Regions from separate parts of the Homo sapiens genome. Here region 2 is linked to region 1. A link is a loop called in an ENCODE intact Hi-C map of the cell type or tissue named here. Cell type or tissue: IMR-90. All regions are shown on one strand. Each heading gives the region's core, and the rest is flanking DNA. Links, peaks and the distances in the headings are about the cores only.

The links. Peaks named below come from ENCODE experiments on the same cell type or tissue, not always from the same donor. Only the 100,000 strongest peaks of a DNase experiment are listed, where the experiment ranks them.
Region 2: a loop joins it to region 1, with 2.9 times the contacts of the local background. A loop is called at or near these places in 1 of 110 quality-filtered maps.

The regions. Positions count from the first base shown.
Region 1 is chr13:107,369,869-107,377,199 of GRCh38, reverse strand. The region is part of intron 1 of NALF1 (NALCN channel auxiliary factor 1); the gene reads left to right. Among named protein-coding and RNA genes, the nearest start is that of SNORD31B, 53 kb to the right of the region's middle. In IMR-90, for the core only: a CTCF peak has its summit at 3,515 (motif pointing left); DNase peaks (open chromatin) are centred at 2,969 and 3,429; H3K27ac peaks cover 757 bases.
Region 2 is chr13:107,738,321-107,745,651 of GRCh38, reverse strand. The region is part of intron 1 of NALF1 (NALCN channel auxiliary factor 1); the gene reads left to right. Among named protein-coding and RNA genes, the nearest start is that of NALF1-IT1, 93 kb to the left of the region's middle. In IMR-90, for the core only: a CTCF peak has its summit at 2,820; DNase peaks (open chromatin) are centred at 1,461 and 2,331; H3K4me3 peaks cover 556 bases; H3K27ac peaks cover 706 bases.

The DNA of each region.
Region 1 (7,331 bases), core at 1,134-5,133:
CACCGGGTCCTAAGGAGAAGGGTGGTGAGTGGACATGGCACCAGACAATGGCTGCTTCTTCACTGGGGGTGGGGTGGGAGCAGATGATGTGTAGACTTAGCTGCAGGAGGTGTGAGCTGCTTTCTGGTGGTTTTTGTCTACTCTACACAATAGGAGGCAAGGTAACATAATCTGCTGGGAGGGAAGGGACAGAGAAATCGGTTGGCATTAAATGCGGCCAGAGAATGAAGGCAGTTTTACAGCCATCATTGTGCTGAACAGGAGCGAGTTGACAGAAGAATCACAGAACAATTGTTGGACAGTTTCCTGGGCCTGGCTGAGGTCAGTGCACAAATTTGCAGTGTAGTCAGTCTTCTGGGCTGTGCAATTCTCTCCGTTTTTGTCTAAAACATATAAGATAAAGTAGCTAAATGTTTATCCTTCTTTTCACTAGGATATGTGTGGGTTACAGCCTTATCATTAGTAAATGGACTCTTTTTTATGTTGTTGAAACACTTGATGAATTTATAGCTCAATTCATTGCAGATCAGACCTAAGTTACTTTGGAAATACTGGACATAATTCGTGGACTCTGTTACATTAGTCTTCAGCAACTCCCTGGGGAGAGATGGTGGCAGATTACATTTGCAGAGAGTCTTCTGGCCATTTTCCTAGGTGGCCTGTGGCATAATTTTAATTGAAAGCAGTTACTCATTGAGTTTATTCAGCATTTGTTGAGAGCCAATTATGTACCAGAGCTTGCTCCAAGGGTGGGAGTCCAGGGGGAAGCAACATAGGCAAGTTTGCTGCCCATGAATACATGCTAATTGCCTAAAAAACAGTTGAAGAATGTGGAGGAGGAAACGTGTAAATTCTTCTTAATCCCACACACCTATCTATCGCTTCACAACAAATTACCCCAAAACTTAGTGCCTTAAAACAACAGTTTAACTAGATGATTCTGGTCAGGGGCCTGATTAGGGCAAGATGTTGGACTGCAGTCACTTGAAGGGTTGATTGGAGCTGTGGGGTTGGATGGCAGGAAAGGGCGCGCAAAGTTCTGATGTTGTTGGCAGGAGGCCTTATTTCCTTCCCATCTGGGCCTCTCCAAGGGCTGCTTGATTGTCCAAATGATGAGGTCTGGCTTCCAAATGAGCAATTCAGAGAGAGCAAGAATAAAGCCACAAAATTCTTCATGATCTAGCCTCAGAGTCTCAAAACACCATTCTGTAGTATCCCATTGGTGGCCCCATTCATCATTCTGTGTGTGTGTGTATGTGTGTGTGTGTGTGTGTGTATAGCAGGTTGCTTTATAAGAACATGACTATCGGGAGGGGGCATCAGGTCACTTTGGAGGCTGGCTTTCACATTTATTTCCTTGTTTCCCAATACTACTCCCTACCCAGGTTGGGTAAATTCTCTCTGAATCCTCTCTAGAACATTCTTTTCTTTTTACTGTGATAGTTTATCAGGATGAGAGGATAATATCCTGTGTTGATACTTTCTTCAAACTTAGAGTTACTTTTTTGTTCTATTGGCTCTTTTCTTTATAGCATTCTCATATTATTAGAAATTAAACTGATAATTCAAAATCAAAGCTTAAGTCAATTTCCTTATATACCTATTATTCCATTTTTTTTTCAATTGATGGAAAATATGCAATATATTATTACACGGAGCAGCAGTTAATCATAACTGAAATTGAGCAAAGCACAAAAATGAGACATTTCCTAATTATTTACATGATAGATACTTTCTGGAATGACTTTGCTTGTTTAATATACATTTTTTATAAAAAATATTTCTGTAGAATGTGACCAAGTATTTTCCAGAGTCTCTTCGAGAACATGAAAAAATATTAAAATAGCTTTCAATTTGTCTTCATTAGTGTTCAAATAGAAAATGTCAAATGAAGCTTTCATATGTTTATTGAATATGATTAGGCAGGAAAGAATTGTTGATTTTGAAACCACATACTTGAAAGCTAAACACATAATACATATGCACATACACACATGGTATCACAGCCGAAGACATTTATTTGCTTTTACTTATTTTTATTCTTTGGATAATAGTTGCTAAAATTTTAAATGTGTTATACTTATCCTATTCAAATTAATGCAACTGAATTTATGTAATACTTCTTTTTCTATAAAACTAGGGAAAATATAATTGAGCAGTTTATACAGTTAGAAGCTATATTAAGGTTAATTTTTTAAACCAGTGGAGGATACTCTCTTAGTCTGTTTTGTGCTGCTCTAAGAGAATAGCACAGACTGGGTAATTTATAATGAGCAGAAATTTATTTGACTTACAGCTCTGGAGGCAAGGAAGTCCACGACTGAGAAACCCACATCTGGTCAGAGCCTTCTTGCTGCATCTTAACATGGTGGAAAGCATAACATGGGAGAGAGAGTGAGAGAGTTCAAGAGGGGCCCAAACTCACCTTCATAACAAACCCACTTCCATGATAATGACATTAATCCATTCATGAGGACTCTGGCCTCATGACCTAAACACCTGCCATTACAACCCGCCTCCCAACACTGTTGCTCTGGGGATTATAATCATCGTGGTATTGCTAGTGAAACTACGGCACAGCCTCAGCCTCTAGGTCCAAAAGACAAGGGTAAGTCTTAGCGTCTCATTCAGAATATCTGTGAGCAATACCATGTTGATTATAAAATGTGTCTTTTCAAGGGAAAGCTGCTTAATATCAATAATAAGTTATTTTATACAGCTTAGCTTGTAATATAAAATCTGAAACATTGAGAAATAAATTATATTTTAGAATTTGATAGAGGATCTACTTATTGATCTCCTATTGGATGGGAAGTTAACCCAATAAAAAGGGTCCACTGAAGTCATGTGCTGAATGAGAGCAGATAAATTCTTCTCTGAAAATAGTTCCCTGCTCCTGATGGTGAATGTTTTAGACAGAATTTCCTCACATACCTTAGAGGGATGATGTAAGCAAGCTATGCTGGGGAGAATGATGTGTTTGTGGGATGGTGACTGGTCCAGGTTGACTACAGCAGAGAAGTACTTGCGTAGGAAAGTAGACAGAGAAAACGACACTGATGGATGTTACAATATGCATCCTTTATAATTATAAAATAACATGGAAAACATGCTAATGAAGGAATCATTGGAAAATTCAGAGAAGTGAATATTTTAATAAATCAATAATTTTCATTACAAAGAAAACGTCCCAAATGTTTTTATTTTTGCTTTGGCAATAGGAAAAACTATGTTCCATTTTAAGGGATATTAAGTATGTTAAAACTATTGATCACCATGGGCAGTCTCATAATTTTTTCAATGAATGTAACTTGCTCTAAAGAAGGTAGATTCTTTTGATGAGTAATCTTGACCTTCTCCCATGCTCGGCCAGATTTATTTGGCCTTTATACATTGAAACATGTGCTTTTTGTGTGGTGAGTCAGACTAAATCTCATGGTCCCAAAAAAAACGAAAACAAAAAGGAAAGAAAGAAAAGAAAAAGAAAGAGATGATAGTGTTGCCCTCTTGTGGCTATTTCAGAGACCAGGTTGATGCTTAGAAAGGCGTGAGTGCTGAGTATCTTTTGCAATCAGATGGAGTAGCCCTGGAAATGTGTAGAGCCCTTTTTATTCAGTCTGTTTAGGAATACAGCTGGACCCATTGGCTGTGGCCCCTTTTGGGCTCCACCTTGCATCTGCTGTAGGAGGGACAGAGCAAGGCAAAGTGATCCCAGGGACTGGGATCGGAATCCCAGCTCTCACTGAAATGTTAAGTCACTGAGACACTAAAACACTGGAAACTCAGTCAGTTCATTTACTCTGATCCATTCCATGTTAGGTCTTTCACCTTTCTTGGGTCTACTCTCCTTCTCCAGGTCTCAACATCTGGTATTCAAAATCTTCGATCTCCAGAGAATTTTGAGCTGGTTATCAAGAGAACCTGGTGCTAGTCTCACATCTACTTTTCATTTGTGATCTTTAAAATATGACGTTCCTGTTAGGTCTATTCTTCCTTAATGAAGAATGAAAGGAAGAGAGAACAGGGACCCAACATTTAGTGAGGTGCTAGTAAGAACCTTGTTCTCTGTTAGATGCTCTGTATACCTTATATGATGCATAATTGCTCATGTCATGATTATGTAACTCACATAATTACATGAACTAATCCCAAAGGGATCAGAGCCTGTATTATTATCATCCCCAGTTTACAGATAGAGAAAGAAAGGTTCAGAGAGATTAAATGACCTCATTAACAGATGCTAGCAGTAGAAAATTTAGGGTCCGATTCAGTTGTATTTGCTATCCCAGTAATTGGTATTACTAGGAAAAAGAGAGTTAGATTAATAGTTACATGTATTTGGGAAATGCTGAGCTAAATGAGTGTTTAAAGATTTTCTTAAGAGTTTCTTGGGACCTTTGATATCTAAACCTTCATGATGATACATTATTGCAACTTTTCAAGCATGTTTGATAACAGATTGGTAGGTATTCTGTAGAACACATTTTTAAAGCATTGATCTATCACCAAATGTTTTCTATTATCTTATCTAATTGAAGATCTTCATTGATTTACTCCATCTCTAAGAGCTATTGTTTGAAATCAAGTTTGTATGACTATCTTTTATGATACTATACTATTTATTTTGTTGTTGAAATTTCATTAAATATTTATTCTCTGCTATATTTCAAATGCCTAGAGGGCAGAACTTAATTTGCAAATGAGTATAGTGCCTTTCAATGAATAGGCATACTGTGAATAGTTGTGGACTATGAGAGTAAAATGATGTGGTTATACGCAAATTATAATTTATATTTCTCTGTGCCTGCAATATTCATGGCTGGCATGTCATTTGTCCCATAGAAGTTTTAATTGTTGCAATAGAGGCATGGCATATCTTACCCTGAAGGGTATCTAAAATAGAAATCACAGACATCACAGTATTGTCAGAAGGACTTGATCCAAAAGAAATTTTAATGTTTTTTGAATTCCATGTACATTGTTTAAACATGAATATTGGAAGAAATTGTGTGAGTCTGAAAGACGAAAGAAACAGGGACTTTAGTTCATCTCGTAATGATTTTTTTTCCTTCAACACCTTTCCTGTTCTGCGGCTGTGCAGGCTATGAGGAGACCTCTCTGCATCTTGCTGCGCTCCAAGGCAGGAGTTCACAAAACAGTGCCCTATTCAGCTCAAAGAATAAATACACAGAATCACGGCCTCTTCGGGGTGGGAGAGATCTGAGCAGCCTTCTTACTCTCTTATTGTCAATGTATATACGATTCTGGGATGGGGAAGTCTGGAAAAGCTTGATTAAATTTTTATTTCAAAAGATATGTTTAGACATTTCTAAAACTGTAATAAAATGTTAACACATCAGTTATGACTTTTCCCTTGACTGATGCTGCAAGTTTAACTTTTGCCATTTCTACCTGAATAAAGAATAGCTGATTTTGGGAGGTTAATTACTAATCTTTTTGATCTCGACTTCTCAAGGTCTGTACAACCACCAGAAAATAAGTTAGATGCTAAGACCTGTGTAAAATAGCAACCTCAATGATAACTACTAATTGACTAATTTTAAAAAAGACATCTTTGTTGAAAGAGTCTCTTTGTTGTGGTTAGTTGACTTTATCATAACAAAAGGTTTAAGGAGACTCTTAAGAAAAAGTTTAGTCTAATGAAGTACCACCTTTGCTGTTTTATATTTGGGGTTTTCACTGTGATGATATCTTGAAACTATTTATTTATTTATTTATTTTATTTTTATTTTTTAGACAGGGTCTCACTCTCTTACATAGGCTGAAGTGCAGTGTTGCAGTCACAGTCACTGCAGCCTCCACTTCCTGGGCTCAAGCGATCCTTCTACCTCCGTCTCCCGAGTAGCTGGGACTACAGGCATGCACCATCATGCCTGGCTAATTTTTCAATTTTTTGTAGAGACAGGGTTTCCCTGTGTTGTCTGTATTGGTCCCAAACTCTTGTGCTCAAGCGATTCTCTCTCCTTGGCTTTCCAAAGTGCTGGGATTATAAGCATGAGCCACTGTGCCTGGCCAATATCTCAAAACTCTTATTTCAGAACTTTCTCCTAGGTTCACGGTTGAAATTCTGGCCCAGATAATAGGACTGAAATGTGTATCTCTGAATTCCAAGTTTACTATTGATATGGTTTGGCGGTGTCCCCACCCAAATCTCATCTTGAATTGTAGTTCCCATAATCCTCATGCATTGTGGGAGGGATGCGGTGGAAGGTAATTAAACCATGGGAGCAGTTACCTCTATGATGTCCTCTTGAGAATGAGCAAGTTCTCAGGAGATCTGATCATTTTATAAGGGGCTTCCCCCACCACTTCACTCTGCACTTCTCATTGCTGCTGCCATGTGAAGAAGGACGTGTTTGCATCCCCTTTCGCCATGATTATAAGTTTCCTTAGGCCTCCCCAGCCATGCTGAACTGTGAGTCAGTGAAACCTTTTTTTATAAAATAAAATATCCAGTCTCAGTTATGTTTTTGTTCGCAGCATGAGAACGGACTAATACAACTGTTTTGCTTTCCAGTATACCCTCTGACTCTTTTTAAAGAAGCAGCTCAGCATGGCGTGGTGGGAGGATGTAAGTCATTTAATGGATGATAAATTAAGAATTTTAAAACTAATAAGTTACTTTTGGATCTATCTGCAGAAGAGTTTAAGCCTCATTAACTGAAGGCTATGTTGATTTCAGTTCACTGTGACCACCCAGGACAGATTTTGGCTCTGGAGTGGTCCAGGGTCTACTGATTTAGGCTTTGTAAGTTTTGAGATTCCTCAGTTTTAGAACACAGGGTGATAGAACTTTGCAAGAGCCTGTTTGTACTCTCCAAGCAAACTCCAGAAACTTGAGTATCTTTCCAAGTGAAGAAAGCAGCCTGTTTTGGGGCGGGAAGGATGTATGCCTCACAGCTAGTGCTGATTCATCCACTGCATGTGCTGTTCACCGGATAGGAAGCCCTCTGATTCCTTCCAGACAAGTGTTTGCAGGAAAGCTAACGTCCCCCAAACTGCAATTTGGAATGCAGAATATGAAAGTAGAGGTATTTTTTTTTCCTCAAACCAAGTTTACAAATTTGCACTTTCTGTGCCTCAGGTTAATAGGCATTTAGCTTTCCCAAAGTAACATGTGCATGATTCGGAAGAATGGCATTCTAACTGCAAGCTTTCCATGACGAGTTTTTCTCCTGCAGGGTGATCTGTGTTAATTTGAATTCATAAGAAATAAAAATTCATTATAGCTCTTATATTTTCTATTTCTCCTTTGGATTAGGAAATGAACGAATTAGACATTTACAACAAAGCCCCAATTACTATCATCT
Region 2 (7,331 bases), core at 1,259-5,258, 370 kb before region 1:
AATAAACAATAAATAAATAAATATTGGTACCATGTGCAAGCAGAACTACTCCTTGATTTGAGTGTTTACAACAGAAAAATAAACGTAGGTCACTGTAAATGTTTTATTTTTTATTATTTATCTGTGTAAACCCCATTATGAAATAAAAAAGAGTGAGTGATGGAATCAAATTTGTGTTGGCTAAGGAATAACAGCAGTTTCAGGCAACATACTAGAACTGCTAAAGACATTTGTAATCATTTAATCCAACAATCTTAAGAACATTTTTTGAAACTCAGCTAGGGGGTGTCTATAATTTGACTAATATCACAAGGCTAGTGCAGGAAACACAAGAGACCAGTCCCCCTTCTTGGTTCTTAACTCTTGATCCAGTGCTTTTCTTCTGTAATAGGGTCAACCTTCATTCTTCTTCTGTGTCACTTTCTACAGGTGCTTCAAAAGTTATTTAAAACAATAAAAATATCTGGGTTATTTTGTTTCTATTTTGTTTAAGTTTTAGTTGCAGTTAAAAATTTGTTTATGTACCCTCTAGGTATTAGTGCTACAGACCTTCCTCACCGTGGACTGGAATATCTATTCGATCATGTTTGCTAAGGACCTTTTATTCAAATTGACAATAGTTCTAACTTTCGTGTTGATACTGGTTGTGAATATCAGTGCAGTAGAATGAAAAACCTGTGTGGTAGAGTCGTACGTTCAGGACTCTCAAAGTCCACTGTGTGACAGTCACGGTGAGATGAATGAAATATATAAATAAACAGATATTTTTGGTTAATTCTTTTTAACCTAGAGTTTCATGTTAAGGCTTTCACTCTTAGACACTTGAATTTGTCTTACTGTTGAGAGTTTAATTATGTTATACCATGCCAAAAAAACCTGTATAAATTTAAAGTAAGAATTTTTTATGTTTCAATAAAAATATCACTTTCATAGAAAGCACATTTCTTAAGCTGGCATGGCCAGCATCTTGTGTCCTTGTAGACAGACCTTCTTGGGAAATCAAATTATATAATTCAAGGTTGTTTTGAGGTCATGTCAAAGAAGAGGAAGGAGCGTAAATCACATGATTTCTATAGATTCAGGTGCTGGACTCCACTATAGGGCTGCACCTATCTGTCTTTTGTCCTCTTTCTATAATGGTTAATTCCAGGCTGAGAAACTGCATACATCTTCCAATTGGTCAATTCTTTATTTTAATATATTAATACCTTTGGCTAAGTTTCGGGCTTGGGGATATCATTTTTTTTTAAAACACTTCGCTTACTTATTTGTCCTTTAACAACAATGACAGTAACCACCATCGATTATTTGTACACTTAAAATTCTCGAGGCAATCTGCTGGACTTTAAATGCATTATCTGTTTGAAGCATCACAAGCCTGTGGGCTATGTCTTCTTCCCTTTCTTGCAAATGAAAATTCTTGCGTCTCAGAGGGCTTAAACAGCTTGCAAGATCTCACACTGGATTAAGCCCAAGTCTGTCTGACTCAAAGGTCTCTCTGTCTGCTGTACTTTCTGTGCTGGATTTTTATAGTCTCTTTCTTGCCTCACAGTCAGCCAGGCTGAATCTAATATATACCTCTGTCTTTTCTTTTTCATCCAGACTGCTGTACTCTTAAGTCTGTCTGGGTGTTATTATTTGTTACCTGGACTACTGGGCTAGTCTTCTACAAGGATTTCACAACCCCCTTTCCCAATTCTAATCTATTTTGCATAACTAAAGGATCATTTTTTTCTAAAGCACTTTCTGATGATGCTGTTTACCTTTAAAGAAATCATTAAGACTCCCTATTGCCTATACAAAATAATCTCAATTCCTGGTTGGACATACAGCTTACCCTGTGTCTAGCTTCACAGTTCCTGTATAACCTATCCTCTTACTAATCCTTTTTGCAAGGCATACCGCATAGGCAAACAGAAGCACTCACTGTGTTCTGTATACAAATCTGCTATACTGTTTACTCTGTGAGGAATATCCTCCTGTTAGGAATTGCTTCGTGGCTATCTTCAAATCTTCTCTCTCAGCTTAACCCAAGTGAGGTGTAAACTGTAGCAACTGACTCGGGAAGGTGTTGTGTATATAATGCATGTTTCTGTTTTTCTTTAAATATCATCTCTAACGGATTCTTGTAGGTACAGTTCTTCTCTTGAGTTTCCACAGCCCTTGCTTTGTGCTTTCATTCTTATTCCCTTTATTACCTTCAACAGTATTCTCTGCTATGGCCCTTATTACCTTTAACATTATGCTGGAGCAATATAAGCATGCCGTTTCTTACCAGAAAGTAAGTTTCTTGTCACAGGCTGATTCATCTGAAAGTTGAGACTGAAACATGGTTTGTGTTTGGGAACTGATCTTACGAATCACTTACACACTTATACAAAACTGCAGGAAAGGAAGGAGATAGGGAAGGAAAGGATGTGTGTTAAGGGGCAAGTTAATGCTCTGAAAACTTGAGACTCAATCTCTTTGGGAATCTCTGTAAGACCTCCTAGCCTCCCAGCTAGGGAAGAAGTTGGGATATCGACATGCTAAATTCCCTCTGGTACTATTTGAGGGGCACTCCCTGTCAAAGTACTCCCAGGCCTCCCAGCCTAGCCAGCACAGACTGAGCATGTCCAGCAGTCACCAAACATGCTCAGGCAGAGAGCCACTTGGTGTGCTTGAGAAATCTGTGTGCTGAGGAAATTGGTGTGGGATACCACTGCCATACTCCTCCAGGCCAAAGACTTGAGGATTTATCTCTACATTCTCCGTAGCATCCACAATTCTTAGCATGGTGTCATTTATTCATTTATTTGTTCATTTAACACTGGTGGTTGTTGGGTGCCAGACCCTCTGCTGGGGGTTGTGAGTATAACCCATGAGCAAAATGGACTTGGCATCTGCTCACATAGAGCTTACCACACTCTAGTGAGAAAAGATCTGCAATCATTGAAGGAAATAACCAGGGGAATAACCTTATGTTAGTCCATTCTCACACTGCTAATAAAGACATATCTGAGACTGGGTAATTTATAAAGTAAAGAGGTTTAATTGACTCACATTTCTGTAGGGATGGGTAAGCCTCAGGAAACTTACAATCATGGTGGAAGGGGAAGTAAACCCATGCTTCTCATGGCGGCAGGAAGGTAAAGTGCTGAGTAAAGGGGGGAAAGCCCCTTATAAAGCAATCAGATCTTGTGAGAACTCACTCAGGATTACTAGAACAACATGGGAGTAACCGCCCCCATGATTCAATTATCCCCTCCTGGGTCCTTCCCAGGACACATGGGGATTATGGGAACTACAATTCAAGATGACATGTGAGTGGGGACACAGCCAAACCATAACAAACTTGAACAGAGAGATGTTCACTGTAGGTAGGTTGGTTGGTCTACAGGAAATGATGTTTTAGATGAGACCTCTAGAATAAGAAAGAGGCAGCACATGAATAGCCGGGGTGGTAGTGATCCATCAAAGGACAAGGCGATTGCAGGAGCTGGCCATGTGACCCACACATTTTCCAAAGGCTAAGGCACTGGATCCCGCTGAATGAGGGGAGACTGACTTCCCATCCACTTCTCGTGCTGTTTCCTGAGAACATGGTGCACCATTACTTAAAGAAATCACATTGTAAACATATGTAATGGATATTGATGGTATCAACTTAATTTTTAATGTATGATTGTTATTGTTATTATTAGCCACATAAGACCAAAGTTCTGTAGGGATGAGTTTGAGAACTGTTCCTTACCTCAAGCTTGTGGTCATAGCTATCCACGTCCATGTCTTTCTGGAAACTTGCTCTGTTTTTCCTTGTTCATTGATAAACTAGAGAATAACCCATTTTCAGGTCTTGGGTTACTTTTGGCTTTAAGTTCTCTCCTTCAGAGGTCCTCATGAGCCAAATTATCTCAGCCAGTTTCTCATTCAGTCACTCTTAATTGTACCATCTGGGTCCTGGAGCTGACTCCTGGACCTGGCTCCTGAGTTGTGTGTTGGTCCTACACCTGTCAATTCCAACTAGACAGTATACCAATTTCTAAATGCAGTGTTTCAGAAATGAACTTAGAAGTGCTAAAAGTTCCCTTGTATTATTGCAAGATATTTCTCTTCCCGTTTATAGTACCATCATTTTCTCAGTGTTAAATACCTGTCATCATTCAAGCTTTCTCACCTGATTGCTCCTACATACGATAGTGAATGGGTTAAGGTAAGTACTCAGTAGGCATTTCTTATTAATAATGAAAGCATTTATCCTTTATATATCTTCACTTTATCCACAAGACAATATGTAAATTAACAATAAATTGATTGTTTCATTGATCATTGTTTTCTTTGGCAAACATTTATCCTAGGGGAAGCTGAATTAGGGTAGGAAAATACTTTTTGCTACATTGCTATTTGGGGAAACAACACTGAGAGAAGGTCTCCATAGTTAGTGGAATTCCAGAATCCAATTAGCACCAGAATGAAATGTAAATAATAGGTCTCAGAATTTTATGTCAAATGTGCTGTGGATGAGCCCAGACATATTTTCACAAATTAGTTGTCTTAATGCTGATTTTATTTTGTTGTATTATAATTCACAAAACGCTACTGATACCAAACAAGAGAATCAATGTGATTCCTGGTATGTAGTAGGACCACAGTGATGTGTATTGAATAAATGAATACATGAATGAATAAACATCATGATCACTGCCCCCTAGCTGTTGAATTTAATGATATTTACAGTTGTTCTTTACTGCCTTCATTTCTCTCCTCCTTTAACCAAAAGAAATAGCTTATCCTTCTCTTGTACATATTCCAAAGCATATATTTTATTCCTTCCAATGGAGATTCCAGCAGGGTTTTCATTTTCTGATCTCTAAAAAAGCTAGCAAGGATTGGCAAAGTAGTCCACCAATTTGGCAAACTGTTCTTGAGCCAGTGAAGCATGGAAAATGATGCCCATTTATAAAATGATCACAGAAACAAAGTGAGCACATTCAGTAATATCTAGAAGTGTCCTAGCTTACTAATAATTTGATTTATGGAAAAATGTTTGAAATTAATAGGTAAACACTTTTAGTTTTCTGTTACATGTGTTTATTTTATTATCCTTTGCCTGTGAGTCTGAAAGATTGTGATGAATAATCTAATAATAGATGCTATGTAATTTCAAGAAATTCAGTGTAAATTATATTTAGTTGATTTTAAGTATTTCCATACTAAATCCCCCAAAGCAAAAATAATAATTTGCAATTTTTATCTTCTAATCTCCAAAGATAAAGAGGACAGATATAATATTACCAACAGATGCCTCACAGACTGTATCTCTTCTGATTCTATTACATCTTCTATGGTTTTGTTTCTGTTTGTAATAAGGTGGCCCCATTCTGCATTTGTCATTTCCAATTGGAAAATGCCTAGTTTTCTATATATTCATATAAATATAATTTTACTTGAGATAAATAAAAATATTTCTCAGATATAAATTGTGCAATGTATATATTGAGTTATACTGATTTCAGTGCAGCAATTTCCAACCTTTTGGCACCAGGGACCGGTTTTGTGGACAATTTTTCCACAGACTGGGGGAGAGGGATGGTTTCAGGATGATTCAAGTGGATTACACTTATTGTGCACTTTATTTCTATTATTATTACACCATAATATGGATCTCACCATAATGTAGAATCAGTGCAAGCCCTGAGCTTGTTTTCTTGTAACTAGATGGTCCCATCTTGGGGGCATGGAAGACAGTGATAGATCATCAGGCATTAGATTCTCATAAGTAGCACACAACCTAGATCCCTCACATGTGCAGTTTACAATAGGGTTTGCGCTTCTATGTGCATCTGATGCTGCCACCGATGCGACAGGATGCAGAGCTCAGGCGGTAATGTGAGCACTGGGAAGCAGCTGGAAATACAGATGAAGTTCCGCTCGCTCACCCACTGCTCACCTGCTGCTGTGTGGCCCCGTTCCTAATGGACCTGGGGTTGGGGATTCCTCCACTATAGAGTTCAGTTTCTTGAGGTCTTAATAAATTGCTATTATACTTTGTATGTTCGGGATGGCATTAGTCCGTGTATTTGTCCATGGCATTAGTCATTGTGTATGTATTTGTTACTATATTTTCCTGATGAATCAGTGAGGGTCAATATCAGTAGGTGAGACAATTTGTTCAATGTATAGATCAAAAACTCCGCAGCCAGATTTTATATACACATGTATATAATATATAATATTATATATTTTATATGTTATATATGAATTTATACATATGTAATATGTAATATTTTATCTTAATTATATATTTATATATTATATATGAAAATATGAAAAATATATATATTTTTATTTTGCTTTAAGTTGTGGGATGCATGTGCAGGACGTGCGGGTTTGTTACACAGGTATACATGTGCCATGGTGGTTTGCTGCACCTATCAACCATCATCTAGGTTTTAAGCCCCGCATACCTTAGATATTTGTCTCGATGCTCTCTCTCCCCTTACCCCTGACCGCCTGACAGGCCCTGGTGTGTGATGTTTCCCTCCCTGTGTCCGTGTGTTCTCATTGTTCAACTCCCACTTATGAGTGGAACATGCGGTGTTTGGTTTTCTGTCCCTGTATTAGTTTGCTGAGAATGATGGCTTCCAGCAAACATGCTCTTTGATTATAAAACTGAATTTCAGTTTTCTCATTGAAAATTATACTGAACTCAGCTGGGCGAGGTGGCTCACACCTGTAATCCCAGCACTTTGGGAGGCAGAGGCAGGCGGATCACGAGGTCGGGAGTTTGAGACCAGCCTGGCAAGCATGGTGAAACCCCATCTCTACTAAAAATACAAAAATGAGCTGGTCATGCTGGCAGGCACCTGTAGTCCCACCTACTCGGGAGGCTGAGGCAGAATCACTTGACCCCAGGAGGCAGAGGTTGCAGTGAGCCGAGATCACACCACTGCATTCCAGCCTGGGTGACAGAGCTAGACTCCATTTCAAAAATAAAATAAAGAAAATTTTACTGAACTCTTTTGAAAATGTATTGATTTCATTTCTAAGTGTCCTTTTATTGACCCATTCTAAGAATGAAGGGGGAAAGTTTTTAATAATCTACTTTTATTACACAAAGTGATATTGTAGTTATTTCTTTGTTTATTCTCAGGGTATTAATTATTTGATCCAAATTGACTGTTAGAAGAATGAGAAAGTGTCTGGGGACAAGGGAACGGGGAGAAAATGGGTTATTTTGTGAAGTCCAGGCTTAAGATTGGAATCTTATGAGACTAACATAGTTGTTCAATTGGACCAATGGATTTAAGATCATGAGTCCACAGAATGCGTAAATGCCACTTAGAACAGGA